2 separate regions of the Homo sapiens genome follow, and region 2 is linked to region 1. A link is an interaction called in ENCODE POLR2A ChIA-PET data of the cell type or tissue named here. Cell type or tissue: HepG2. All regions are shown on one strand. Each heading gives the region's core, and the rest is flanking DNA. Links, peaks and the distances in the headings are about the cores only.

Evidence for each region. Peaks named below come from ENCODE experiments on the same cell type or tissue, not always from the same donor. Only the 100,000 strongest peaks of a DNase experiment are listed, where the experiment ranks them.
Region 2: POLR2A ChIA-PET joins it to region 1 with 17 read pairs; 4 of 35 experiments call an interaction of 5 or more read pairs at or near these places.

What each region holds. Positions count from the first base shown.
Region 1 is chr3:50,203,355-50,218,002 of GRCh38, forward strand. It overlaps SLC38A3 (solute carrier family 38 member 3), which reads left to right and starts at 1,917. Exons shown (of 16, transcript NM_006841.6): 1 at 1,917-1,994; 2 at 10,795-10,946; 3 at 11,048-11,129; 4 at 11,299-11,414; 5 at 12,032-12,105; 6 at 12,190-12,282; 7 at 12,386-12,467; 8 at 13,884-13,966; 9 at 14,061-14,119; 10 at 14,322-14,486; 11 at 14,563-14,642. The coding sequence starts at 10,846. RefSeq lists a silencer at 2,799-2,878 and enhancers at 5,834-6,362, 9,243-10,052. In HepG2, for the core only: a CTCF peak has its summit at 9,357; DNase peaks (open chromatin) are centred at 5,617, 7,187, 7,487 and 8,007; H3K4me3 peaks cover 690 bases.
Region 2 is chr3:50,140,484-50,155,131 of GRCh38, forward strand. LOC124909484 (basic proline-rich protein-like) reads left to right here and starts at 14,187. Exons shown (of 2, transcript XM_047449434.1): 1 at 14,187-14,213; 2 at 14,578-14,648. The coding sequence starts at 14,187. The region is part of intron 1 of SEMA3F-AS1 (SEMA3F antisense RNA 1); the gene reads right to left. It also overlaps a transcript of SEMA3F not described here. RefSeq lists enhancers at 1-316, 317-878, 10,165-10,836 and silencers at 14,116-14,175, 14,186-14,325, 14,356-14,648. In HepG2, for the core only: a CTCF peak has its summit at 14,111 (motif pointing left); a DNase peak (open chromatin) is centred at 9,728; H3K4me3 peaks cover 1,257 bases; H3K27me3 peaks cover 1,472 bases.

The sequences.
Region 1 (14,648 bases), core at 3,158-11,157:
TGGGATAAAGCTTCCCCCATTCTCCATCCCAAGGGGCCGCCTGCAACTCTGTGGTTGCTTGGATGGACATTCCCTCTAGCCTCTGGAAGAAGGCGACCGGCAGCTCTCAGAGCCACATCCTAGCTGTCCAGCTGTCCGGTCACCACAGGCTGGGCTGGGAGATTCGGCAGGTGGTGGGAAAGGCCTCCGAGCTGTGTTTGCCCTGGCTGGGGCCCAGGCCTAGCAACAACAAACAGTCAGCCCCTCCCCCAGCCTGGCCACAACTGGTCTGACCCAGGGACCCCACATCATACCCTCCTCTGGGCCTCCCACAGCAGCCCAGCCCAGTCAGCCCCTGCTTCCTCCAGTCTAGATTGAGGACCCCAACACCCATATCCCAGGTGACCTTGAGCCAGCCCTGGCCCCTCAAGAACTGCCAGTGGGAGCCACCAGCCCTTTGCAGATAGCTCCTGTGAGCATCCAGGGTGTCTGCAAGTGGGAGGTTGAGGGGTGGGAGGCAGGCCTGAGACCCTCGTCAGCACCTCTTCTATATGGCTGTCCCATGGCAGAACCATGCCCATTTGGAGGGTGGGAGTCAAAGTGAGCTCTGATCTAAGGATGATATCAGCCCCAGACCAGGAGTGAAAGGCAGCCCTTTCCCATTTTCCAGCCACCAGCAAGGCAGAAGTTCGAGTGGCTTGAGGTTTTCAGGGGTTGCCACCATCCCAATGCCTTTCTCTCTAGCCCTGCCAGCCAGAGCTGAGTCCCCTGCCCGGTCTCACAGCTTCCCCTCCACTCATTCCCCTCAGGAGAAAAGACAGCCATTTCCATGTCACAGAGGGAAACCAAGGTACGCCAGGGCTTGGCTGTGGTGGTTCTGTGAGTCAGCAGGAGAAAATCCTGGAGTCCTGACTCCCAGCCCAGGGCAGGGGAGGGTCGGGTATGTCCTCTCAGGGCATTCCCCCCGCACTGGGAAGTGGGGCAGGCATGACACAGAGAAGACCAGCTTGAATAGGAACAGCAGAGGCCATGAGATTAATCGGATCAGAGCCAGTGACTGAGAAGCAAGGGGCACAGCTGTTCTGAGAACCCCCCCACTTCACCCCGAAGGTCAGCATCTCCCCCAGCTTCCTACTGGTGGAACCTGGGACCTTAACACCCACCACCCGTCTCTGAGCACCAAGGGCCTGTGTGGAAAGCAGGCAGGGGTGGGATAAGGAGCCCCCAGCCAAGAACGGGGCCATCCTAAAACCCCTGTCTGTCCCCAGGACACCAAGTCCCAGCCCCCTTCTTGTGGACAGGCTGACAGCTGTCTCCTACACCTTCTAAATAAGGACGGGGGTCATGGTCGGGGGGCCCCAGGTGAGGCTCAAGCAAGCCAAGCCTTACTCCTTGCCTGACCTCACTGCCCCTGCCCTCTGTGTTCCAGCCTCAGCCTCCTCTGAATATCTGGGGTGGAGACAGAATTGATATAAGAAGCCCTCCCACCCTCGCCCCCACCCCACCCCTGGTTGGGAAGGGGGAGGCAGGTAGAAGAGGTATTTTGTTGCCTGAGTGTCGCCTGAAAGTCCCCCATTCAAGCATCTCTCACTGAGGCTATGCATTGCCAGTCCTCTTGGCGGAAGCTCCCCTTCTGGCTTTGGGGGGTGTGGGCAAAGCATTTCAGGGGTTAATGTGACACCCACAGACCTCAGAGAGAATCTGCTTTGGACTGAAGCATTCCCCCCACAAGACTCAACGGAGTCCCTCTGGCAGCTCTGCTCTCCCACCTAGGGGCTCCCTAACGCTCAGGCCGCCCCTTTGCTCCCGGCCTGCCCCGGCCCCCGCCATTCCCCCGACCAGCCCCTCCTCCCGCGGGCCGCCAGGGATTGGCGGGCGGGGGGCGGGCCGGGGGCGGGGCCGGGCGCCCTTCATCCCGCGTCGCTGTTGTCGCTGTTGCAGCCGAGTTCAGCCGGGAGCAGAGCGAACCGCACCGGCCCGAGCGGAGCGCCGCACGTTCCCAACCGCGAGGCCAGGTACCGCTTCGGGAGTTCATCCCACCCGCACAGGGGAATCGGGTGGGCCGAGCCCTACTGTCCACCCTCCTGTCCGTAGCCGGGCTCTGGGCAGCTCTCCTCTACCGTCCTGACCCGGGCAGGCGCCCCAGCCTCCGGCGAGCCAAAGCCCCGCGCGCTCCAGGCGCTGGTCTTGGGGACCTGCCAGTCGGGACTCAGCGCCGAGCTTAAGCAGGGCCCTGGGGGTACCGGGAGGGACACGTCGTCGCCTTAGGGCCTCTCGGCGGGGCTGCGAGGTACAGCAGGAGGTCGGCGGCACCCGGGGCTGGGACCACAGGACGCCTTGTTGGGGGCTCGGGCGGCACACCACAGGCTTCCTGAGGCAGGGCCCATGGGGCAGGCTGGAGAGGGCCCGAGGGGAGGACCCAAGAGGGGCCTGGAGCAGTCCCTGGAGCGCTGCCCCGACGGGCGCCTGACAGGCAGAGCAGCCCGGCTGGCACGATGGGAATCCGGGTATATTTATCTCGGCTGCTCCGGACAAGGGCTTGAGGGCAGATCGGGCCGGGCCGCCTGAGGGGCCGCGGGGTACATGCTGGTCCCAGAGCCGGTGCCATTTGCAGAGGAGCCAGCGGGCACAGCGGGCGCAGGGCGCGAGTGGCTCCCTGACCTGAGGCCGGGGCGCCGTGCGAGCTCCTCCCCACCTGGCGCTGGGTAGGGTGTAAGTTAGAGCCCGCGCAGCGCACGGCGGAGAGAAGGAACCAAGACTTGGTTTGCAAGAGCCCGCCCCCGCCCGGTTGGCCCCTTCGATTGGCCACAGCAAATGCGTGCGTTTGTTTACACCCAGGCAGGGGGAGGCCAGGGGAGGGACCTGCGGGGACCCGCCCTTTTCCCCCCACGGGGACCTGAGTCCTGAGTCCAGGTATGGGCTCTCAAACAGGTCTGAGAAAGGCTAAGTCAAAGGCTCTTGAGCCCTGAGGAACACCATGGAGGACTTCCCCACTCATGCCCATCCTTCCTTCAGCCTGCCAACCCTGTCCTTTCTTCCATGACCGACTCTGGCCACAGAGCTGCCCCTGGAAAAGGCCCTTGGACCTTTCACCCCTTCCTGTTCTGTTCTGTAAAAGGTCTGGGATGGGGCTCATTTCCTTCTGGAAAGGAAGCACATCCCTCGGGGCTCTCAGTCTGGGGGATAGAAAGCTAAAGAGACCCAAAGATGGTTCCATTTTGAATGGGGGAAATTCGGCACAGCCACGGTACCCTTCCTGCAAGAAGCATCACTGACGGGAGGGATCAGGACTGGAAGAGGCCAAGCCTGGCACGTCTCTGAGAGGGCTGGAATGACTGAAACCAGAAATGGGAATCTGATTTCTTGACATTGGGAGCAGGGGGCTGAATCTCTGGGGAGGGTAGGAGTCTGTATCTCAGAATTTTGTTCTGCCTGGGCCCATGGGACCCATGTCTTCGCTGGCTTCTCAAGCCACTCCTTGTTGTGTGCTGGTTTTTTTGGCCCATGTCACAAATGGTCCCCACACCAGTCCAGGGCTCCAGGTTGCCAGATCATGACAACTGGTTGCTCCTGTCCTTGTGCCACTGCCCTAGCAAGTAGCCTTGAAGCCCTGGACAGTTGGAGAAACTGAGGCACAACAAGACTGGCTGGGTGGTTCATGGTCTCTGGGTTGAGTCAGAGAAGGATTTTAAGCTGAACTGGACACACCCTGGAAGTCTGGGCTGGGTGTGAGGACAAGCATCCAGTTTGAGAGGGAAACATATTTGGAGGGGAGTGGTGTGGGGTGGGCCACCAGGGAGGTGCAGTTTTGGTGTCTCTGTGAACAGAAAGCTGAGGTGGAATGTGCAGTCTATGCTATAGTAGAATTGGGACCCAGTGGGAGGATGTTTTAGTGTAGACATGGCCAGGGGCCAGGCCTCACTTGGAGCAGGTAAGAGGGCTTGCCGAGGGCCTCAAATGCATTCCATTCGTTTATTTTTTTTATTTTTTTCATTTTTTGAGGTGGGGTCTCACTCTGTTGCCCAAGCTGGAGTGCAGTGGCACAATCTCGCCTCACTGCAACCGCCGCCTCCCAGGCCCAAGCAATTCTCCCACCTCAGCCTTCTGAGTAGCCAGGACCGCAAGTGTGCAACATCAAGCCTGGGTAATTTTTTTTGTATTTTTGGTAGAGACAGGGTTTCATCATGTTGTCCAGACTGGTCTCGGACTCCTGACCTCAAGCAGTCTGCCTGCCTTGGCCTCCCAAAGTGCTGGAATTACAAGTCTAAGCCACCGCGCCCGGCCATTCCATTCATTTAACATTTGCTGAGCACCTACTGTGTGCCCGGGGTACACTCTTGTCTAGTGGGTGAAGGGTAGGCCTTTGACTCTGGGTGGTAGGACAGACATAGGAGAACAGGGTGGGGCTCTAGAGGACCAGGCGGGGCTTCTGGGGGCCAAAGGGAAGGACCAGCTGCTGGGCAGGAGGGGCTTTCCGGCCAGTGGCCTGGGGTGGCTTGGTTTTGAATTTCCGCTCTGCGGGCCACGTCCTGTACACAGCCTCTCAGCCAGCACGTCTGCACACGTGCATGGCTGCTGGGAATGGGGGTCACTCCGACTGACCATCATCTCCACATGTATTTTCCATTGCTCAGGTAGACAAGTCCTGGGTGCTGGACCAGGGATATCTGAGCTTTCCAGTTGGGCCTGGCCTTGTGGCCCTAGTGGGCTCAGCCCCAGCCTCTGGGTGTCATAGCACCTGGTTGGTAGGGGCATAACCTGCTCTGTGGGGACCTGGAGGTGCAGCAGCCTTTTTGTGGGGTCCTCCAGGGTTCTGCCTGGCCATCTTGGCAGTGCCCATTGGGCCTACTGCCCCCTCAGCTGGGCCCCCTGGCTCCCTCTCCCCTTCTCGCTCTTTCTGGGGCTCTCTTTTTCTTCAGCTTTCTCTCTTTTTTTTTTTTTTTTTTTGAGATAGGGTCTCGCTGTGTTACCCAGGCTGGAGTGCAGCGGCGTGATCTTGGTTCACTGTAGCCTCTGCCTCCCAGGTTCAAGCAGTTCTCCTGCCTCAGCCTCCCGAGTAGCTGGGATTACAGGCACCTGCCACCATGCCTGGATAATTTTTGTATTTTTAGTAGAGATGGGGTTTCACCATGTTGGCCAGGCTGGTCTCAAACTCCTGGGCTCAGGTGATCTGCCCGCCTCGGCCTCCCAAAGTGCTGGGATTACAGGCGTGAGCCACCATGCCCGGCCTTACAGCTGTCTCTTGCTGTCTTGTTGTCTGTCTCTTCCTCCATTTGGCTGTCTCTGACTGGGTGCTCACTCTGTTTCTCACCTCCCTGGTTGTTTCTGTCGCTGTCTGTCTCCTGTCTAAATGTCTGTCCGCTATCTGCATGTGGTTTTTGTCTGTGTGTTTTTCTGTCTGTGTCCCTCTGTGTGCATCTGCATTTCCCTGTCACCCTGGGCCGCTGCATCTCTGTCTGTCTGTCTCTGTGTGTGGATCAGTATGCATGGACGCATGGAGCTAATGACTGTGTTTTCTCTCCCTGCTCTGTCCCTGTCTATCTCTCTTCCCTCCCTCTGCCTTTTCTTCCTGATGTTGGATGTCTCCCCTCCTCCAGGCCGACCTTGACTTTAGCCCCCCATCGGACTCTCTGATGAGTCCTGAACTGCCCGAGGCCTGTGCTTCAGCTTGCTTTGGGGCCAGAAGTCCGGCTGTCTAAATATTTGGCCGCCTCCAGGGGATTCCGGGTCAGCAGGGAGGAGAATGGGCTGGCTGGCGCAGGGTCTCCCCTGCCCCTGGGGGGCCACAGTCACGTGATGTCCTGTCCTTTGCCTCAGCTGGGCCTCCGGCTGCACGTCCTTCTCAGCAGGCTGGCAATGGGTGAGGTGGGGGCTGCTGTTGCTCTAGCCCACTCGTGAACCAAGAGCTTCTGACTGCAACCTCTATGGGTGGCAGCCTGAGCAAGGAGGGTCCAGGGCTGGGTGGGAAGGGAGGCTGAGGTGCCTAAGGTTAGGCCCAGCTACAAGCATCTGTTAGAAAACGTACCTGGCCATGGCCGGGCGCAGTGGCTCAAGCCTGTAATCCCAGCACTTTGGGAGGCCAAGGTGGGTGGATCACGAGGTCAGGAGATCGAGACCATCCTGGCTAACATGGTGAAACCCCGTCTCTACTAAAAAATACAAAAAATTAGCTGGGCGTGGTGGCGGGCGCCTGTAGTCCCAGCTACTCGGGAAGCTGAGGCAGGAGAAAGGTGTGAACCCAGGAGGCGGAGGTTGCAGTGAGCCGAGATCACGCCACTGCACTCCAGCCTGGGTGACAGAGCAAGACTCCGTCTCAAAAAAAAAAAACAAGAAAAAAAAAGAAAATGTACCCGGCCACAGGAAAGTCTACCTTCCGGCCCCAGCTGGGTCTCTCAGATCCTCCTAGACACCTCCGGATGCCCAGAACACAGAGCCACAGACCCTAGATCCCAAGGCCAGGGAGCTGGGGGCTGAGGATTAACATGGCCGGTAGTTCAGTTCTCTGGGCCATCTGCCTTCCCCTGGATATGCCCCCGCCTGCATGTCACTTCTTCAGTATTAGCCCAGTGTTGGCCACACACTGGCCACTTGCACTGTTGTGTTGTTGATGAGGAGGACATGAAAACATGGGTCTAGAGGAGGGTAAGAGGTGTCTTTTCCCTGTTCTAACACCCTCCTCCCACCTGCTTTGTCCCTAGACCCCTGACCCCAGCAATCAGCTACCACCAATTCCTATGGCTGTGCCTTGAGAACATGCAGTCCAAATGTCTCCATTGGATCTGGTTTCCCCCCTTACTAACACCTTCTCCTAGTAGGGGGCATCTTCCCTCTGAAGCCTGGAGGAGCAGGTGGACAGAGGGGTAGCTGTCCAGATGGGTACCAGACTTAGGAGGGGGGCACCCTGTCTCAGCCAAGGAGGGGAGTGGTAAAAATGAGCTGAGCTGGAACTGGGGGCAGCCCTCACCCCTGAGCCCCCAGGGATAATCACGATGGACCCTCAAGCCAGGCCAGCTGTCTCTCTCCTGAGATCTTGGCGGAGGTCAGGTAGCCTGGGCCTCAGCAATAAGCTCCAGAGGGTCTGTGCCTCCACTGGTGCAAGTCGTCACCAAGGTAAAAAGAGTGCGAAGGCCTCCCTGTCACCAGCTCACTACTGCCGACCCAGACCCACTTATGTTCCTGAGCATGGGGAAGGAAAGCAAGGCTCAGAGTCCTGGGGACTCCAAGGACCTTGATCCCTGGGCAGAGAGCTGTGCTTCCTGTAGCTGCTTGCATCAGCCGCCCTGAAGTGGCCTGGGTTCCTGGGGCTCAAAATCTTTAATTAGCCAAACTCAACACCTGCCGAGGTGTGCCTGATGAATTCTCACCAGGTGATGTTCGCGTGGGCGGGCGTTACCTGCTGCGCCATCCCTGTGGCTCCTGGCCCCTCCTGGCCCTTATCTCCCAGGAAAACAAACAGGTCCCAGGGCAATGGCCTGGGCCATTGATTTACTGCCCGGGTTCACACTACATCCATGACAGATGCCATTCTGATGACCTGCCCAAGGCCACCGTGATCTCCCCACCCTAGCTCCTGGCCACTCTCTGGGCACCCATGGACTGTTCTGGGGATGAAGGCTTTGGGGAGGCTCCTCACTCATCCCCAGCTTTGACCAAGCCTCACGGGACCCCTAGAGGACAGGGATACACTGAGGTCCTGAGCTGGGGAGTACCCTGCCCCTGGCCACACAGTGAGGCAGGGCCAAGCCCAGCCCTAGAGGGTCTACTCTGGGCTTTCACCACAGGGGATCAGGCTCTGCTGGCAGCCTTTCTTATGCAGGAGCCCTTCCCTGAGTTTACCCCGATTCCGATTCCCGGATACAAAGGAGCCTGGGAGGCCACAGGCCTGAGGGGTAGGAGCTGTCAAAAATGGGCTGGCAGCCTCAGGGAATGGCTGGGGGCTCCATGCCAGGCCAGTGCTAATCCTCACCCTGGCCCCCAGCCCCCAGCCCTCCTCCCTGCCCTGGACCAAAGTCCAGACTCCTAGACCTGGCCTTTACAGCTGTATCAGGTTTGTCTGTTGCCACAGAACCTTCCTTCAACGCTTACAGCTTGCCTCGTACTGCACCTCAGGGCCTCTGCCTATGCTGTGCTCTCTGCCTGGTACACTCTTTCCTGTTTGACACCCCAGGGTGCCTACTGGAATTTTAGTACTGGCTTCGCACCTCCTCCAGGAAGTCTTCCTTGATGCCCCCATCCTTTTTTTTTTTTTTTTTTTTTTTTTTTCTTTTTTTTTGAGATGGAGTTTGGCTCTTGTTGCCCAGGCTGGAGTGCAATGGCGCAATCTCAGCTCACTGCAACCTCCACCTCCTGGGTTCAAGCAATTCTCCTGCCTCAGCCTCCTGCGTAGCTGGGATTACAGGCATGCGCCACCAGCCCGGCTAATTTTGTATTTTTAGTAGAGATGGGGTTTTTCCATGTTGGTCAGGCTAGTCTCAAACTCCTGACCTCAGGTGATCCTGCTCTCCTCGGCCTCCCAAAGTGCTGGTATTACAGGCGTGAGCCACTGCGCCCGGCACCCCCATCCTCTTTTTTGAGACCCAGCATTATGTGGCTCACACTCAGTTGCAGCAGGAGCTATAGAGTAGTGATGAGGGTGCTATCTGGGGGGATTTGTCTCTTCCAGGCTGGAGGTCACTTAAGGAGAGATATTCTAAATCCTTTCTGGGATCTCAGGCCTGCCCAAGACCCAGCAATGACTGATCATGATTGAGTAATAGCTACCAGGCCCCAAAGGTCTAGGCCCAGCTACTGCAGGGGGGATGGGGAATCTGGAGCTCAGACCTCAGACACCTCCCACGGCCCATGCCACAGACTGTGGTCTCCCTGGAGGCAGTGCCTGGCTGCTACAGAAGGATATTAGGGCAGAGAAGGGTGTTTTGTCCAGACTGCCAGCTCAGCACACTCTGAGGGCCTGTCCCAGCCTGCCCAGGGCAGGGGGCCGAGAGAGGGCACCCCCAGCTGAGTGCAGGGGGGACTCTGGAGTAGCTCTGGACGCCAGCACTGGCACCTCTATACCCAGGTGGGACACTTGGAGGGATGCTGATGGCAAGGCTTAGGGCAGGGGCATGAGGACATGTGGACCTAGGCAACCCTGGGGTCAGGGGAGAAGGCTCAATAAGAGATGCTAACATTGTTATAGTCCCGAGTAGGTGGGTCTGGGAGGAGAGGAGGTAAGATGCTTGCATCAGAAGGAGAGGCAGGTTTGAGGGATGCAAGAGTGCCATGTGTGGGGTCTCCAGGATCCAGGTGCCAGAATCTGAACTCTGGCCTGGGGCTGCCTGGGGCAGTGCAGGGAGGGAGTCCTCTGACCAGAGAGGCCAGAGGCTGCTGTGACCTCTGCTGCCTCCAGGGGCACCAGGCCTGAGGCCTGAGCCCAGCCTCTCTTGTTCACCCCTAGCCCTGAGTGCTACGTTTGAGTTCCCCAGTGCTCCAGATTCAAGGGCAGACCTGAGACCATCAGGGGCCGGAGTGGGGATGGGGGGTTCAGGGCAGAATTCAGGGTTCTCCATCAGAGAGGGCACCACGGATTCAGGACCAGGTTCTGGCTGTCCTGCCTGGCAGGGCTGCCCCCCTCACTGGTCTCCACTCTGGCCTCAGCTCTCCTCCTGGCCAGGCTGGCCTTCAGGGTGTCCTTACAGAACCTGGGGGCACTATGCCCAGCCACCTCTGGTTATGAGGTAGGCAATTCCTGGACCCAGTGATGGGAGAGAGGGGCCAGTGAGTTGTCTGGGCAGCGGGCAGGGGTGGTGGAGGAAGGAGAGCTGGTTCCTTTGAGGCCCAGCAGGGCCAAGCCCTGAGAGCAGAGAAGGGAGACTGATCTGGTGACCCAGGCTCCTCTACAGCCGGCCAAGGGCCTGAGCTCCTGGCCTGGGGCCCTAGGAAATGGGGGTCTGTTCAAAGGGTCCACTCCTGGACAGCGGGCCCCTGAGGGTTGGGGGTTCCCTGCCTGGCAGTGGAGGAGAGGCTTGGAAAAAAACATGGCCCTGAGGCCAGGACTGTGTGGAGGGTGAGGTGTGTGTGGCACAGAGAACTGGCCCTGGAGCACCCGTTTCCTGGAAGGCCCCCTGAGGGCCCTTTGCTGCAGCCAGGCGGGAAGGGCCCAGGTGTCCAGCCACCCAGCACCGCCTCAGGCATCCTGGCTCTGGGGAGGGGGGACAGCCTCTGCGCCTGCCGTTCCCAGCGCCAGCTCTCAGCCCACAGAGGGCTCTTTGTTCTGGCTGCCAGCAGTGCCCGCCGGGCGGCTGGGAACAGGGCCCACAGCCCTCACCCTCTCCCGAGGCCTCCAGCCGTCGGGCAGTGCCATTCTAGGTTGGGCAGGAGGCCCCTGGACACAGGGCCAGTGCAGGAAACCATCTCCCACTATTGATGTCAAGGAGGAGAAGTCTGTCCTGGGTACATACCCAGAGTGAAGTCTGGGGGCCTGGGACTGAGCATCTGGGGATGCTGGTGCCACTGGGCTCTGAACTCGGGTCATCCAGATGACCGTCACTTCACAGATGGTGAAACCGAGACCCTAAGGGCTTGCCTGGACGGGTGTGCATGTAAGAAGTGCATTATGTACTGGCTAGGGTGTCCCATCAGAACGTCCTAGGAACTCAGGTGTCTGAGCTGGATTCCCCCAACAGCAGATCCCAGGGAGGCAGTAGGCAGAGCTGCATGTGTGGATATGCCCCGAGTGACCATCTGGGAGGTGTGCTATGGCTGCAGGCCTCAGGTAGGAGGCTAGGCCGTAGGCCCAAGTAACGGGGCTAACCAGAGGGACCGGCTGCTCTGCAGACATCTGACTGTTGGTGTGAGACCAGTGCTCCTGGTGGTGTGCCCTGAGCCATGGAGGCGCCTTTGCAGACAGAGATGGTGGAGCTGGTGCCCAATGGCAAACACTCAGAGGGGCTGCTCCCGGTCATCACCCCCATGGCAGGCAACCAGAGGTGAGTACCAGAGGGACCCAGTGGTGGCTGAAGACAGGGCAGGGCAGGGATACAGAGCAAAGGGCTGGAGCTGAGCCACCCACCCTGACCTGTGCCTACAGGGTCGAGGACCCTGCACGGAGCTGTATGGAGGGCAAGAGCTTCCTACAGAAAAGTCCCAGCAAGGAGCCACACTTCACTGACGTGAGCAGGGCAGCAACGGGTTTTAGGGGACACTGTGGGGAGCTTGGATGCAGTAATGAGGTGGTCTCTGGCAGCAGTGGGAGGCTGAGGGACAGTCAGGGGAAGGCTGCGATGCCCCTGTCCCTTGCTGACTCCTCCCACCCTCCCCGTCCCATTCTGGTGCCTGCAGTTCGAGGGGAAGACATCATTCGGGATGTCAGTGTTCAACCTCAGCAATGCCATCATGGGCAGCGGCATCCTGGGACTCGCCTATGCCATGGCCAATACGGGCATTATCCTTTTCCTGTGAGTGCCCTCAGAGAAACTTCTAAAGATAGGGGCCCTAAGCAAGCCACCAATCATGACCTCCCAGGACCCGCCAGTTCCCTGTCCCAGCATCCAGGCTGCAGTGGGTGGGCACTTCTTACACTAACAAACCGCGGCTGAAAAAAACATCCACAGCCAAACAAATATACCTCACTGCCCAGTAAACCGACTGAGGTCACAACACAGGCCGGTCTTACAGGCCAGAGACTGTCCTTTTGGCACCTTACACGTGATGGCCAAGCCCCACGGCCAGGCCTTGTGTGGGCACACGTGTCCTTTGGCTGGGGGCTCTGCCCTGAAGCCAGAATGGAAAACATGTTTGTTTCAAGGACTCAAGAGGAGGACGTGCTCAGAGGGCAGTCACAGGGACACTCTTGACCCAGAGGGCCCCTTCTGGGGTGTGTCGCACCCTGGATCAAAGGGGGTGGTGTTCATCACCCCTGGGGCCTGCTGAGCTGGCATCCATACCTGTTGGGAGTCCAGACACCCAGGTCACAGACCCTCCACCCCCAGGCCTCCCAGAGCCCCTCACCCTCTGCCAGCCACGGTAGCCCCCCAGTGGCCTCTTTTTCTTCCATCTTCCCATGTGTCCCCAGGTTCCTGTTGACAGCTGTCGCCTTGCTCTCCAGCTACTCCATCCACCTGCTACTCAAGTCCTCAGGGGTCGTGGGTGAGCCTCACACCAGCCTGGAATGGGCGGGAGCTGGTGGGTAAACTGGGACAAGCTCCTGACTTCTTGACCCTGCTCCTGCAGGCATCCGTGCCTATGAGCAGCTGGGCTACCGTGCCTTTGGGACCCCAGGAAAGCTGGCAGCAGCCCTGGCCATCACGCTCCAGAACATCGGAGGTAAGAGCAGTGGGCAGGGGCAGGCAGTAGGGAGGTGGACAGCCCTGAAAGCTGGCTGGTTGGGCTGACCTCAGCGCCTGCCTGCCCGCCCCTCTCCCCACAGCCATGTCCAGCTACCTGTACATCATCAAGTCTGAGCTGCCACTTGTCATACAGACCTTCCTGAACCTGGAGGAGAAAACCTCGTGAGCCCTGGCGTGGGGAGGGGAGGGGAGGGGTGCGGTGCAGTGAGGAGGGGTGGGGTGGGGTGGGGCTGGGTGAGGGTGGGGGGGCCCAGGCTGGGCTGGTGGGAGAGACAAGACAAAGCAGACAAGAAGCTGGTGGAGTGGGGAGAGTTGCCCGCAGAGCCAGCATTCAGTTCACACTCACTTGGGAAGCACCTTGGAGACCCCCCTCCAGAAGGGGCTTGTGGGGCTAGGGGCAGGGTGCAGCTGAGGAAGCTGGGCCTCTCCTCACCCCGGACCCAGCCTGTGAGCGTGGGAGGCTCAGGCTTAGCTCTAAGCGCCTGCTATTCCTGACCATGGGGTTGCCCCCCCCAACCAAGATATTAAGCCCAGGTGTCCCAGTTGCCTATCACTTTAGCCAGCATTGACTGGGCATCAAACGTGTTTTGTGGGACAGAGGGGACACAGCCAGGCCCTGCTCTTGACAGCCCAGCCCGAGCAAGCAGAGGGGCTGGGAGGCTGAGAGTAGCTCCGGCAAGAGGGAGAGCCAGGATTCTGCCGCTGGGGCCCTGGGCCTTTCCCAAGGAGTTGGCCTCAGGGCTTGCCTTTGAGGATGGTCCTGGCCCTTATCCCCTTGTTTCTCTGTGCCCCGTATCCATTCCTGGTGGGTAGAGGAGGGGGCCGGATGAGGCAAGGCCCAGATGCCAGAAGGAACCGCAAGGAGCACAGGTTATTGCAAGTGCCAGAAACCCCCGTGGAAAATACCACCTCCCTCTAGAACCAGGTCCCTCTTCCTCCTCCCACCCACCTCCATCCAAAGGCTGGGCCCAGACCTGTGTATCCTGAGAAAAGCAACAGCAGTGCCTACAATAGAGAGGGTCCTGAGCATGAGCTGTGTGCCAGGCTGGAACCTTAGTTCTCATGTCACCCTGAAGGACAGTACTGAAGGCACGCCCTTTGTTTTGTTTTGTTTTGTTTTGTTTTGTTTGTGAGACGGAGTCTCGCTCAGTCGCCCAGGCTGGAGTACAGTGGCACAATCTTGGCTCACTGCAACCTCTGCCTCCCGGGTTCTTGTGATTCTCCTGCCTCAGTCTCCTGAGTAGCTGAGATTATAGGCGTGTGCCACCATGCCCGGCTAATTTTTTTGTATTTTTAGTAGAGATGGGGTTTCACCATGTTGGTCAGGCTGGTCTCGAACTCCTGACCTGATGATCCACCCACCTCAGCCTCCCAAAGTGCTGGGATTACAGGCGTGAACCACCGCGCCCAGCTGGGCATGCCCATTTTGCAGATGGGGAAAGTGAGACTCAGAGCTGTGGACAAACATTCTTCAGATGTCACTCAGTGGCACCATTGGTAACTCCAGCAGAGGGAGGCAGGGGCCCCATCCCAGGCTGAATGGATTCTGACCCTGGCTCCCGACTCATGTCCCTGCAGGGACTGGTACATGAACGGGAACTACCTGGTAATCCTTGTCTCTGTCACCATCATTCTGCCCCTGGCACTGATGCGGCAGCTTGGTGAGTGTGGAAGGGTCAGAGCCTTGGAGGGGATGTTGGAGGCATACACCATGGGAGGGGCCCCAGGTCTCAGAGTGCTCCCTCCACTTTGCAGGCTACCTGGGCTACTCCAGCGGCTTCTCTCTTAGCTGCATGGTGTTCTTCCTAATTGCAGTGAGTCACCCTCCATGTTGGCTGAGAAAGCGGGCAGCGGGTCTCCTGGGGGAGTTCCCTGTCATCAGGAGGGGGCAGGTGTCTCTGGGAAGCCTGGGCCAGAAGGCAGCTCCACCAGTCCTGATCTAGATGTGGCTTCATGGTGACTTCCCAGGCAGTCCAGCCTGGGAGTCTCTGACACCCTCATCCCTCCCCACTCCAGGTCATCTACAAAAAGTTCCACGTGCCCTGCCCACTGCCCCCCAACTTCAACAACACCACAGGCAACTTCAGCCACGTGGAGATCGTGAAGGAGAAGGTGCAGCTGCAGGTCGAGCCTGAGGCTTCAGCCTTCTGCACTCCCAGCTACTTCACGCTCAACTCACAGGTTCTGACAGGTCAGGGCAAGGCGGGGGCCCAATGAGAGTGGCAGACTGCCTTGACACAGCCCCGTGTTTCCCCAGACAGCATACACCATCCCCATCATGGCCTTCGCCTTCGTCTGCCACCCCGAGGTGCTGCCCATCTATACTGAGCTCAAGGAGTAGGT
Region 2 (14,648 bases), core at 6,649-14,648, 59 kb before region 1:
CCAGGCTCTCCCACCACTGTTCACTCATCCTTCAGGACAGGATATCTGTGATGCGTCCTTTAAGGCCCAGCAGCAGTGTCACCTCCTCTAGGCAGCCTTCCTTCAGTCACCCTCTCAGCCCCAGGGCACCCTCTGCACCCCGTCACCCGGACACCTCCCTGCTGACCTGGGGCTTCATCTTCTTGCCCTACAGCTCCTGGTGCATAATTGTTTACAGGAACTGTGGGCTGGGTGTTGGGGTCAGAGCCAGAGTGGGAGAGCCAGAGTGGGGCTGTCCTATTTAAGGAAGGAGAGAGGTGGGGGCCCAGGAGACCCAGGTGGCCTGCCATTCCCCTGACAACCCACGTGCTGGTCCCTCCTCCACCCGCCCTGGTCCTGCGGAGGACAGTAATGTTGTCTTTGCCTGTGGAGGCTCCGGTGGGTGTAACGTGTGTGCTAGGTGGGCCACCATGCAGGCCTGGATGCCCAAAGATCAGAAGCAATGGCAGAAGACAGGGTCAAGGCTGGGCAGTTGAGGACTGCCCCAACCTGAGTGGACCCTTCGGTTGGATGAGAAGATAAATGCGCCCCCACTCTCTCCTGGGGCCGCAACAGAGCAATTCCACAGTCTCTTGTGCCCCAGTGATGGCGTCTACGTCTCCCTGTCATCTACCGGGGAGGGCTGATAAGTCATAACAAAGGTGACTCAGGGAGCCTGCGCCCTACACACTAGATGCTGCTCCGGCAATCTGTGCTCGGTGGCTAGTTTGATCCTTTCGGCACCCTGTGAGGAAGAAACTTGCTCTCATTTAACAGCTGAGGAAACTGGGGGCAAGTGCATACCCATGGGAGGGTGAGAGCCTCATACAGCCAGGCCTGGAGCTGGGGCCCATCATGGGGCCTGCAGGAGGCGTCCATGCACATGCGTGCACATGCACCCCCAGCCCCAGCCTCGTGAGTCCTTCTTCTCTCTTTTTTTTCTTTCCTTCTCCTTCCCTCCTTCCTTCCTTCTTTCCTTCCTTCCTTCCTTCCTTGCTCCCTCCCTCCCTCCCTCCCTCTCTCTCTCTTTCTTTTTTTCTTTCTTTCTTTCTTTCTTTCTTTCCATGGGGTCTCGCTCTGTCGCCCAGGCTGGAGTGCAGTGGCGCAATCTTGGCTCGCTGCAAGCTCCACCTCCAGGGTTCACACCATTCTCCTGCCTCAGCCTCCAGATTAGGTGGGACCACAGGTGCCCGCCACCACGTCCAGCTAATTCTTTTGTATTTTTAGTAGAGACAGGGTTTCACTGTATTAGCCAGAATGGTCTCAATCTCCTGACCTTGTGATCCACCCATCTCGGCCTCCCAAAGTGCTGGGATTACAGGCATGAGCCACCGCGCCCGGCCCTTCCTTCCTTCCATCCTTCCTTCCTCTCTTCTTTTTCTTTCTTTCTTTTTCTTTCTTCTTTCTTTCTTTTTCTTTCTTCTTTCTTTCTTTCTTTCTTTTCTTTCTCTCTCTTCCCTCATTCCTTCCCTCCCTCCTTCCTTCCTTGTTTTCTTTCCTTTTCTTTTCTTTCTTTCTTTCTTTCTTTCTTTCTTTCTTTCTTTCTTTCTTTCTGTCTCTCTCTCTCCCTTCCTTCCTTCCTCTTTCTTTTTTCTTTTTTTTTTTGACAGAGTCTCACTCTCTCGCTCAAGCTGGAGTGCACTGGGCTCACTGCAACCTCTGCCTCCCAGGTTCAAGCAATTCTCCTGCCTCAGCCTCCCGAGTAGCTGAGACTACAGGCGTGCGCCACCAAGCCCAGCTAATTTTTGTATTTTTAGTAGAGACAGGGTTTCACCATGTTGGCCAGGCTGCTCTTGAACTCCTGACCTCAGGTGATCCACCTGCCTCGGCCACCCAGAGTGCTGGGATTACAGGCGTGAGCCACTGCGTCTGGTCTCTCTCTTTCTCTTTCTGTCTCTTTCTTTTTCTTTCTTTCTTTCTTTGTCTCTCTCCTTCCTTCTTTCCTTCCTTCCTTCCTCCCTCCCTCTCTTCCTTACTTTCTCTCTCTTTCTTTCTTTCCTTTCTTCCTTCCTTCCTTCCTTTCTTTCTCTCTTTCTCTCTTTCTTCTTTCTTTCATTTTTGAGAAGGATTCTTGCTCTGTCCCTAGGCTGGAGTGCAGTGGTGCAATCTCGGCTCACTGCAACCTCTGCCTCCCGGCTTCAAGCAATTCTCCTGCCTCAGGCTTCCAAGTAACTGAGACTACAGGTGCCCACCACCACACTCAACTAATTTTTGTATTTTTACTAGAGACAGGGTTTCACCATGTTGGCCAGGCTGGTCTTGAACTCCTGACCTCAAGTGATCTGCCCACTTCTGCCTCCCAAAGTGCTGGGATTACAGGTGTGAGCCACCACGCCCAGCCCCAGCCTCATGATTCTGATGTTTGGGTAGGTCGAGTAAGGCCTGGTGAGGTCTGAAGAGCCCTGTGGACAGCAAGGCCAGAGCTGCAGGGCTTCCACCTCTGCCCAGGCTCCACACTTCTTTTTCTTTTTCTTTTTTTGAGATGGAGTCTCGCTCTGTCTCCCAGGCTGGAATGCAGTGGCGCCATCTTGGCTCACTGCAAGCTCCGCCTCCTGGGTTCACGCCATTCTCCTGCCTCAGCCTCCCGAGCAGGTGGGACCACAGGCGCCCGCCACCACGCCCGGCTAATTTTTTTGTATTTTTAGTAGAGACAGGGTTTCACCGTGTAAGCCAGGATGATCTCGATCTCCTGACCTCATGATCCACCCGCCTTGGCCTCCCAAAGTGCCGGGATTACAGGCATGAGCCACCGTGCCCGGACTTCTTTTTTTTTTTTTAAGACGGAGTCTCACTCTGTCACCAGGATGGAGTGCAGTGGCGTGATCTCGTCTCACTGCAACCTCCACCTCCTGGGTTCAAGCGATTCTCCTGCCTCTGCCTCAGCCTCCCAAGTAGCTGGGACTACAGGCATGTGCCACCACACCCAGCTAATGTTTTGTATTTTTAGTAGAGATGGAGTTTCACCATGTTGGCCAAGATGGTCTCAATCTCTTGACCTCATGATCCACCTGCCTTGGCCTCCCAAAGTGCTGGGATTACAGACATGAGCCACCATGCCCGGCTTAGGCTCCACACTTCTGAGAGGCTCAGGTTTCCCTAGATGCCAGGCCCTTTTCTGCCTGGAGTCTATCTCCCAGCCCTTACAGGACCTCTCCAAGGTGTGGGGTCTGGGTGGAGCCCGGGTCCTTAGGCATTCAAATTCCCCTAACTCTAGGCCATCAAAATCTCCCCTTCTGCCTTTCTGAGGTGGCTCCCATCTCTCAGCTCTAGGCCTGTAGGCCTTGCCTACCACTATTCCAAGACAATTTTGTTGAAATTTCAGGCCAAATTGGGGTGGAGAAATCAGTCTCTGTGGCTGGTGCCAACACAGGGTTGGGAGGACATGAGGTTGCAGAATGAATGAATGACATCTTTTTTTTTTTTTTTTTTTTTGAGATGGAGTTTCCCTCTTTTTGCCCAGGCTGGAGTGCAGTGGTGCAATCTCAGTTCACCACAACTTCCGCCTCCCGGGTTCAAGAGATTCTCCTGTCTCAGCCTCCCGAGTAGCTGGGATTATAGGCATGTGCCACCACGCCCAGCTAATATTTGTATTTTTAATAGAGACGGGGTTTCTCCATGTTGGCCAAGCTGGTCTCGAACTCCCGACCTCAGGTGATCTGCCACCTCAGCCTCCCAAAGTGCTGGGATTACAGGCGTGAGCCACCACACCCAGCATGAATGAATGACATATGACCAAGACACAGTGCATTTGAACCAGGCCAGAAGGACCAGGAGAACCCCGCTAGGGAGACAGGGAAAGGCATTCCTGGTGGGAGAATAGCCTAGGCAAAGGCTTGAGGGCAACATGATAGAAGACATGATGAGGGGTGGCCCTTCAGAAACCATAGAGTGACCTGAGGGCCTCCAGGCCCTGAGGTTTGCCTGGGAGCCCCTCCAGAGATCCCCCTGCTGCCTCTGCCTCGGCCACAAAGCAGGCCAACTGTGCTTTGCTTGTTCTGACTCCGACCTTCCACGCAGACCTTTCAGGGCCCCTGTCTCCCTATCTGTCAAGTGGTATCTTTGTCTGCAGTCTGGCCTGTACCGGGTGAGGGTCTCTGCCTGGGAAGATGTGGAGGCCTCATCCTGGGCCTGTGGGGACAGCATGGGTAGGGTTGGGTTCTCTAGAGTCTAGGACCCACAGCCACGCAGTCCCATCTTTCTTGGCGGGGGGTGTCCTTGATCAGTAGGTGACAAAGGGAGCAGGAACTGACACCTGTCCAGACAGCTGGGAGCTCCAAGATTCCCCCCACAATAAGCCCCATTGTGAGAAAACTCTAGGAGCAGCTAGGGGGATGTTCAGGGATTCAACACAGAATTTCCTCTAAACTCTGGCTGGTGGCAGGGCTCACATGTCTTGTGTCCCCACCTCAGCCCAGCCCACATGTTTTCCTCTTCCCTACCTGAAAGCCACAGGGTGGTAAGGGTCCAGCCTGGACACCGAGCCAGAGATCTAAGCAGGCCAAGGCCCCAGCACTGGGTCCCCTCTCTGAGCAACTAAAACTCCAGCAAGAAACACCCATGTTGTTGAGAGAATAGGCCCCAGCCAGCACTACCCGGCCCCTCTCTGGAGAACTGGGCCCCCATAGCATAGCCTAGGCCCAACCAGACCCCTGGCTGGGAAACGTGGGTTTCCTGAGGCTATGGTCAACCTAGGGCCTTGGGGTGCTGCCTAAGGTCCCATCTTTGGCCCCCCCAGCAGGTTATGACCCCTCTTGGTCTGGGGTCCATATGTCCTTGGCTATAGAGGGTACTGACCGCTGGGCACACTCAGCTGGTGGGGCAGCTGGGGCAAGGGAAGGGTGAAGCCTCAGGCAGTCCAGGGAGGGAAGCTGGGGCTGAGCAGGTGATCTGTGGGACCTGTCCCTCAGGGGAATCTGGGAGTGGCAGACCAACCCTGGCCTGGCTCCACCCTCAAATCCAAGCACTGAGACTGGGGGGTTAACACAGCGGGGGTGAATTTCCTCCTGGTTCCAGCCAGTCAGATTTCCACATGCCTCCCCTTCCCTGGGCAGGAGCCGGGCGCACAGAGAGAAGAGGAGCACTGAGGACTGCAGAGGGGAGTGGGGTGGGAAGAGGCTAGGCAACCCGCGGAGGAAGATGGTCCTGGGGGTGCTTTAAAAAAAGACAAGGCGGCCGGTGCAGTGGCTCATGCCTGTAATCCCAGCACTTTGGGAGGCCGAGGTGACAGATCACTTGAGGTCAGGAGTTCTAGACCAGCCTGGCCAACATGGCAAAAATCCATCTCTACTAAAAATACAAAAAATTATCTGGGCGTGGTGACACACACCTGTAATCCCAGCTATTCAGGAGGCAGAGGCAGGAGAATCGCTTGAACCCAGGAGGCAGAGGTTGCAGTGAGCCGAGATCACACCACTGCACTCCAGCCTGGGCGACAGAGCGAGACTACGTCTCAAAGACAAAAGAAAAGAGGCTGGGCGCAGTGGCTCATGCCTGTAATCCCAGCACTTTGGGAGGCCAAGCAGGTGGATCACGAGTTTAGGAGTTCAAGACCAGCCTGACCAACATGGTGAAAACTGGTCTCTACTAAAAATACAAAAATTATCTGGGCTTGGTGGCGTGCACCTGTAATTCCAGCTACTCGGGAGGCTGAGGCAGGAGAATCGCTTGAACCTGGGAGGCGGAGGTTGCAGTGAGCCGAGATCGTGCCATTGCACTCCAGCATGGATGACAGAGCGAGACTCTGTCTCAGAAAAAAAAAAAAAAGAAAGAAAGAAAGAAAAAAGAAAAGACAAGGCAGAGGGGCACAGGCCTCAGTTTCCCCTCAGGGACTATGAGGACTCCAAATGTCAGTGGTAGAGGGAGGGTGGTTGTCTCCCTCTGTAGCAGCATTGCCCCTCTGTGCCCTCTACTGGTGTCCTGGGTAACCTGGACCTGTCAAGGGCTGGGCCAGCCAGGGCTGCTGCTTGAGCCCAGAGACTTCCCTGCGAGCTGTGACCATGACTAAGGTAGGGCAGGGGGTGGTACACAGTAGGTGCACAGGCAGGTTGTGGCCACATGAATGCATTCCTCTGGGTGGCAGGAACTAGGTTTCCCTGATTTAGTCTGTGGATGCTGGAGCCAGGCAGGACAGAGTGTGAAGTCTGGATTTATGACCTCTCCCCATGCAGCCCTCCGCAATCCCTTCCTCACCCCTCCTCTGTCTCTTATCCCTCCATCTAGGTTGGTCCCTGCTCCTTCTGGCAGCAAACATGGGCTTTGCAGAAACTTGTCCTGGGATTAAATCTTAAACTGCTGTCTCAGGAGAGTGGGGGAGGGAGACCTACCCAGTGAGCCATGTGTCTGGGGTATATAGAAGCCGGGGAGGAGGCCTCTCTCCCCACCTCAAAACTCCAGATCAGGCCCAATGGATGGGCTTCTAGGGAAGGAGGAGGGAACCTGGCCAAGTCTGAAGGTACCCGGCAGCAGCCCCCGTGCTCTAGGCAGACCCTGTTCTTTCTCTCCTGGATATTCACAGCCTCCTCTCTGGCACCCCAGTAGCCAGGGGGATGTTTTAAAACCTGAAATCTGACTATGGCATATGCCCCATCACCCTCAAGTCAGCCGTTGTCCTTTATTCTTTCAGAGGTTGCAGTCCAACATTCAAGGGGGTCCTAGCCTGGAATCCCCAATAAGGTCATCCAGGCCCTTACTCCTCAAGGTCTCGGCATTCCCCTCTATTAAATGGGTACACAATGATGTTCCAGTCAAGGTGAGCCTGAGGCCTAATTCTTCGCGGGAGTTCACAGATAGCACCGGTGAAGCCTCCAATCCCTGGGTGAAGGGTCAGAAGTCAGGATTGGCCAAGGCCCCCACTCTGCCCAGTCACGTTTGAAAATCAAATCCTAACAGCACAAGAAGGCACCGAAACCCCAGGATAGGAGCACAGACTTGGCCTCACTGACCTACCAACCACAACACAGGGAGCAAAAGGGTTCATCTTTCTAGATGGAGTGCTCAGGAGCAAGCACCAGGCTGGCCAGGGCAGGCCTGGCTCCCCACCCACCTGGTACTGGCCCTGCTTCCCCAACCCTCCTCCAAGGCACTGAAGCCATGTGCTGTAAAGAGGAGATTCTCTGGAGGGAGCACTCCTCATTGGCCAGTCCGGGCACTGCTGTGCACAGAGGTCTTGCTGGTGAAGCCTCTCCAGTTCCTGGCTGGAGGAAGCTGGAGACCAAATAGGATGCTCTGGCCTCAGATCTCTGGTCTGAGATATGAGACAGTGATCTCATATCGCAACTCCTCCTTGGGCATGACCTGGAACCAGGCTTAGGGAGGAGGACCAGGATGACAGGGTGCCCAGTGTCTGCCCACCAGCCCCCCCTCCTTTTGAGGGGCTGCTTTCATCTGGGCCCCACTCCTCTGCTGGGAGCAAGGAACTAGGGGAGGCCACGCCACCGCTGTCATGGAAGGGACATTCCCCAGTCATTTGGAACTAAGTAAGTCCAGATCTCAGCTTGCAGTCCTGGCTGCAGGACCCTCCTCGGGCCCCCCTCCCCCAGGACTGTGGCCACACAGACACATGGAGGGAGTGTGCGCAGCAGATGCAGGCCTGGGAGGCAGCCAGAAACCTCCCAAGATCAGAGCCTGTCACCGCAGCTTTGTCAGGGAGCTGCCTAGGTCTCTCCTAGTCCTGAGGAACACCTCTGCCTAAGGGACTATGCCTGTCCCTGGAGAGCTCACGGTTAAAGCTGCAATGCCTTTTAAGTTAAAGCAGAGTCTATCTTGAGTCCTTGATGCTGCAACTTAAGACCCTCTCTCCTCCATCCACCTCTTCAGCAGTGTGGGGAAACAGCAAATGGGCATCTCTCCATGCCCCATTCTCAGCTCCAGGTAAGGGTGAGAGGGGAAAGCAGCTCACAGCCCCATCGAGTTATTCATTCAATACCTACCACGTGTCTGTCTCCATTCTGGGTGCTGGAGGAGGAGCAATAGATAGACAACAATCTCTGCATTCTTGGTTGGCAGCTTAGCATGAAAATAAGTAAATTATATCGTATGTTGGAATAAGAAAAAGAGAGGGAAGGTAAGGGAAGAAGAGAGGGAAGGTAAGTGGAGATGCAGAATGCTGGAGATGGTGGTGGTCAGGATGGGCATCACTGAGGAGGTAATATCTGAGCAAAGGCCTGAAGGAGGTGAGGGAGAAGCCATGGAGGTGTCTGGGATGGGCATCCAGGCCAAGGGAACGGTTGCTGCAGGGCCCTGAGGCTGGAGTGTGCCTGGAGTGGGAGGAAGAGGGAGGAGGACACAAGTCAGAGAGGTGGGGAAGAGGTGTGCAGGGTGAAGGGGTGTTGATGACCACTCCAAGGATTTGGCTTTGTTTTCTGTTTTAGTTTTTGGTCAAGATGGAGTCTCACTCTGTGGCCCAGGCTGGAGTGCAGTGGTGCAATCACGGCTCACTGCAGCCTCAACCTCCTAGGCTCAAGCAATCCTCCCGCCTCAGCCTCCAGAGTAGCAGGGGCCACAGGCACATACCACCACACCCAGCTAGATTTTTGTAGGTTTTTTTTTTTTTTTTGTGACAGAGTCTTGCTCTGTAGCCCAGGCTGCAGTGCAGTGGCGCAGTCTTGGCTCAATGCAATCCCCGCCTCGCGGGTTCAAGCAATTCTCCTTCCTCGGCCTCCTGAGTAACTGGGATTGATTACAGGCGCAGGCCACCACATCTGGCTAATTTTTGTACTTTTTGGTAGAGATGGGGTTTCACCATATTGGCCCGGCTGGTCTTGAATTCCCGACCTCAAGTGATCTGCCCACCTCGGCCTCCCGAAGTGCTGGGATTACAGGCGTGAGCCATCGTGCATGGCCCAAGGATTTGGCTTTGACTCTCAATAAAGTAGGAGCCATGGAGAGCGATGAGTGAGAGAGGCGGGACCTGGCTTCCATCTTAACGAGGCTCCTCTGCTGGCCCAGGAGGCGAAAAGTGGCCACCTGATATTTCATGTGTTCTGAGGGTGAAATTTAACGTATTTGCTTGGCCAGGTGTGGAGGCTCATGCCTGTAATCCCAGCACTTTGGGAGGCTAAAGCAGGCAGATCACGAGGTCAGGAGATTTAGACCATCCTGGCCAACACAGGGAAACCCTGTCTCTACTAAAAATACAAAAAATTAGTCGGGTGTGGTGGCGGGCGCCTGTAGTCCCAGCTACTCGGGAGGCTGAGGCAGGAGAATGGTGTGAGCCCAGGAGGCAGAGCTTGCAGTGAGCTGAGATCGTGCCACTGCACTCCAGCCTGGGCCACAGAGTGAGACTCCATCTCAAAAAAAAAAAACCAAACAAACAAAAAAGTATTTGCTGATGGTTTGGGTGTAGATGAGAAAGAAAGGGTTCAGGCTGAAAGGACAGAGCCGCCCCTGCTGAGCTGAAGAAAGCTGAGAAGTTGCTAGTGTGGGCCCCCTGTTTGGGTTCCTGATGCAATGTTTATTCCACACAGGGAGGGGCTCCTCAGTCAAGTCCCCTCCCCCTTCACCCTTACCACTTTCATGGCTGGGGCTGCCTGATCATTACTGACCCAGGGCCTAGGTACCCAGAGACAAAACCCCTGCCAGTGCTTCCACCCAGACTCTTACTGGGGAGCCCTCGCCAGAACCAGATACAGACTGAGCTCTAGGCCCAGGACTGGGCTCCCCAGTGGGGGCTGGGTAGGCCCAAGGGAGTGAGGGATGGCTGTCTGGGCTCTGTCTAAACAGGATGTACTCAGGCTGGCCAACGGTCACAGGTCACTTCGAATCCAGCCGAGCTTAGGCCCACTCAACCCCACCTCTCTTACTATCCAACATACACACAGACACACACATGCATAGACACACAGAATGAAGGGTGTGGGGTAACAGGCAAGGATCTCAGTGCCCCGTGTCCCTTTCTCGCTCTGGACTCACATGGAAGCAGTTGCTGATAGATTCATGTGGGGCCCACTGGGAGAACACAGAAGGGTCTGGGTCCCCAGGGCAGGATCTTTTAATGTCTGAAAAGGGGTGTAGGACCTGCAGGGGCCCAGTGAAGCTCCTGACCCAGCCATGAGGACTGGCTTCCTAGGAGATGATGCCTGTCTGGATCTAGAAGGAGACAAGAAAGACATTCCAGGTACAGGGGAACAGCATGTGCCAAGGCCCAGAGGTGAGAGTCTAGAGCTCCTGGAAAAGGCTCGGGATGCCTGAGGGGCCCAGTGCAGAAGGATGAAGAAGGGATACTGAGCCTGTGCTGAAAAGGGCAGTGTTTATTGGTGAAAGAGGCAGCTAAGGGCCCACGTCTAGAGGAAACACAGGGTTTAGACTGGTGCTGAAGTCCGGGAAGAACATTTGTGGTAGAGGGAACAACAGCAGAGACGGCTTGGAGGCAGCTTTAGGGAGAGGCCAGGTCATTCCAGCTTTTGATCGGCTCAGAGCCAGCCCCTGGGGCAGGCTGGGCAGGAGAAGGCTGCACACGGAACCTCAGTGAGTCCCCATGGCCTGCCTCCTCCTGGTGCCACCCAACCGCCTGCCCCGAGCCCCCTCTCCAGCCCCCTTCCCAACACTCCCCCTCCCTGGGATCCAGTTCCTAGTGGGTGGGGGCTGGGCCAGAGAGCAGGCAACAGCGCCTGGGGCAGGGGAGATGAGAAAACCAGAAAGCGAGGAAACCTGAGCCAGCGACGCTGGGGCTGGGCGGGCCGGGGCCTGCTTGCCCTGCCAGGCCCAGGGAACAAGTTCCCCCCTAAGACTAGGGCAGGGGAGGAGGTGAGGGAGTGCTGGTGTGGCTGCCGCCCTCATCCAATGGGGATGGAGGGTCTCTGAGGCCCAGGCCCTCCAAGTCCAGCCTTCGTGTGCAGAGGCCAGGAGGGCAGGCCCCAGTGCACCTCCAGGCTTCCCTCTCCCCACCTGAGGTGAGCCACGGGGAGGCAGACAACAGGGACCTGCAGCAGGAGGCCGGAGGCTGCAGTTCAGTTCCCATGCATCCTGGAAGAGCCAAAAGGAAGAGAAACAGGCACAACCACCGCCAGAAACAAAGTCCAGGCCAGGGTGAAGGGCAGGGTGTATTTGCGGGAGGAAAGCTTCAAGGTTTTCCTGCCCGTTGCTGGCACCATCATCCAGGTGGGGGCTGGGCCAATGACTTCCCTGTTGTAACCCTCACTGTTGGCTCGGTCACCCCTCACAAGCTCCAGGACCTCAAGACTATGAAGTCCACCCTGAAGCTCAGCCAGGTCCACCCAGATCCGAGTGCAGTGTATCCCACGCAGCCGGGGCACACCTGGGAAGGAGGAGGAGGCTGCCCCAGGAGGGTATTCCAGAGGTGGATTCAGTGCAGGAGCTGGACCTGGCCTAACCAGCTGTGTCTGCACACACCCCTTCACCTGCGTGACCAGACTAGCACCAGGGCGGGCCATGGGGGAGGCTGAATGAAACTTAGGCCTAAGATCTGAGTGTCCTACCCAACAGGAGGGAGGTCAGGCCAGTAGGAAGCCAGCCTGTCTCTCTCCCTTCAGATGACGCCACAGGGCATCCTGGGTGGTTCTCAGGTGGAGTTAGAACAGCAGAGTGGCTTCTGGAGAGGAGGACAGAAGGATTGTGGGTGTCAAGGAGAGCACAGGGTGGGGGGCAGCCAGTCCAGAGGAGCTGAGAGTAGGGCAGGGAGTTGACTCCCTGAGTCTTGGCTTCTTGGCTGTGTTCCCTCTCCGATCTGGTGCTGCAGGGATTTGCTCTCTTATTTTTGCTCTCTTATTCACATGATAAAGATGCGTGGAGTTCCAGAAGTGCCCTGTGGGACTCCAGCAGGCATCCAGCTCCTGCGTGCCTATCAGGGTTGCAGGCCCTTGGCTCCATGTGGGCCCTGCAGCCTGGCCTTCCTGTCCTGGAGCTTTCCCACAGCCACTGAAAATGCCTTCTCCAGGCACCACAGCCTGGTGGCTCCAGGCCTCCCCCAACCCTCCCTACCTCCCCACTCTCCTCCCTCATGCTCAACTGTACAATGGGGACAACAGGGCCTGCTTCTCAGCCCAATTGTGAAGCACCTGGGGGTGAATAACCGCAAAACTTCCTGGCATGCAATGCCTCCCAACCTGGTATCCAGAGCTGGTTTTGAGGGGTCTGTGGACCTCTGAAATTGAAGACAAAATTGTGAAAAGCTATACAATATTCCCCTGAATAATATAATATACCTCGGAGATATGGCGGGTTTGGTTCCAGACCACCACAATAAAGCTAACATTGTAATAAAGCAACTCACAAATTTTTTTGGTTTCCCAGTGCATATAAAAGTCATGTTTACACTATACTGTAGTCTGTTAAGTGTGTGATAGCATTATGTCTAAAAAATGTACATATCTTAATTAAAAAATACTTTATTGCTAAAAAATGCTAATGAAGTGAGCACATGCTGTTGGAAAAATGGTGCTGATAGACTTGCTCGACACAGAGTTGCAACAAACCTTCAACTTCAGAAAACACAATATCTGCAAAACGCAATAAACCACAATAAAATGAGGTCTGCCGATATGTATATGCACACACACACACAAACTATAACAACATATTATGATGATACAAAATGCTCACCCCAGCACTGACACAGAGCAAGGGCTCAGTGTGGATTCACTGCTGCAATAACAATTTTTTTTGTATGATTATTCAGCCCTCTCGAATTGCTTAGGAAGGAATTGGCATTCCACCCCATGTAGCCAGGCTCAATTCTAGCTCTTTGCCCTCTTCCTGGCCCCCTTCCCTGGTCTCCCTGCCATTGAAGGCCTCTGTGTGCTGGGCCTATTCTGTGTGTCTGAGTGGAGCTTCATGAACAGATCAGTTGAGCCTCTTTCCTTCCCAACCCAGTACACTGGAGTCTCTGGCAAGTCCTGACAGCTCTTCCGTGGTAACCAGCATGATGCTAATGATGCTGGAGATAGTGATAGAAGTGGCCAGGCTATAAGGAGACCATGGAGGCTGTGAGAGGATGGAAGGGATGGTGTTGGAAGCCATAGAGATGGTGGCTTAAGCTGTATTGGTGATGGTGGTGCAGTGGTGGTGACCTCAGGGGTGACCCTCATACAGATGAGTGGGGATGAGGAGAGATGGATTGTCACAGTGTTTTCAATGAGGCGTGACAAAGGGGAGAGGTGCAGGTGCTGTCACAGCAGCTCCATAACTCCAGGATGGTGTTTGCTCACCTCAAATGCCCTGCCTGTGCTTGGAGCATGAGGCAGCACTCTAAGTCCTGAGTCAGGAGACCCTCAGCAGGATCCCTAGTGCCCAGCTCCACCTTGCACTTGGAGTCAACCAGTCAATGGGTCAGAGGGAGAGAGGTCTTTTCCTGGAGGTCTTGCTAGCCAGGGAGAGAAGTGGGAGGAGGAAGAAGGCGGAGAGGAGGAGTGAGAAGAAAAAGAGAAAGGAGGAAGAGGGTAAAGAGCAGGAAGAAGGAGGAGGAAGAAGAGAAGGAAATGCATGGGGTGGAGGAAGAGAAGGGAGAGGAGGAGAGGGCAGAGAAGGAAAAATCCAGGAGAAGAGAGGAGAAGGAGGAAAAGGAGGGAGATGGAAAAGAGGGAGAAGAGGAGAGAGGAAGAGGGAGAAGAGAGGGGAGAAGGAAGGAGAGGCAGAGGGAGAAGAGGAGAAAGGAAAGAGGAGAAAGAGGAGGGCACAGAAGACAGAACAGGAAGAGGATGAAGGAGAGGACAAAGGGCCAACGCCCCTGGGAGCCTCCGCAGGGTGCCCGGGGCAGGGCTGAGAAGTGGTCCTGGTGGTGAGGCCATGACCTTGGAAAGTTGGGTTGGGCAGAGGGTCCCTTCCTGGGGTCACGGTAGGCCCTTCTCAGTTGCTGAGCCATTGGCTCATCACCAGGCCATTTGAAAGCAAATGTCCCCTTGAGGAGAGAAGGTGCTAGCTGATCTGGCCTCTCTAAGGTATGGAACTATAAGGAGAGTCTGTGGGAGCTGCTGGCCTGAAATAAGGGCTGGCGATTGAGGCGATCACGGGGAGTCGTTGAATGGCTGGAGAGAGCTGTGTGGCTGGGCTGCCCCCGACCTGGCCTAGGCTGGAGGCTGAGCCCGCGGGAAGGTCCGGCGGTGCCAGCCGTCCCAGGGGCTGCACCGCCACCTGCTGAGCAGCCCGGGCAGTCAGGGGTCCTGCGCCGCGGGGCCCACGCACGGGACCAGGGGCACGGCCGGCGGCGAGTGGGAATGAGGGACGCGGAAGGGGGTGCTCAGGTGAGCGCAGGCTCGTTGCTCCCTGGCGCTGCAGCCCTTCTCGCCAGGGAGTTGAATGCCCGGGTAAACACCAGGCGCGATGTGTGCGGTGTATTCACAGAGAGACAAAGCCAGGGCGGGGCGGGGGCGCCGCCCGCGAAGCGGGGGCGGGGGCGAGGGGTGCAGACTAGTCTCCCCCGGCGCGGGGTGCCCACCGCCTGGGAACCCTGAGCCCGGCCCACGGACAGGTGGAGCGGGGGCGGGGCGGTGGCTGGGCGGGTCCCGCCCCGGGGGTGGGGCTGGGCGGGCCGGGCGGGGCGGGGCTGCGCTATGCAAATGTCGCCCACGGGCGGCCAATTGCCGGCGCTCCCCGCGCGGCTCTGAGCGCCCCGTCCCGCCGGCGGCCGCGAGACCAGAGCGAGCGAACGAACCGCGGCGGTCCGGAGAGCCCCGAGC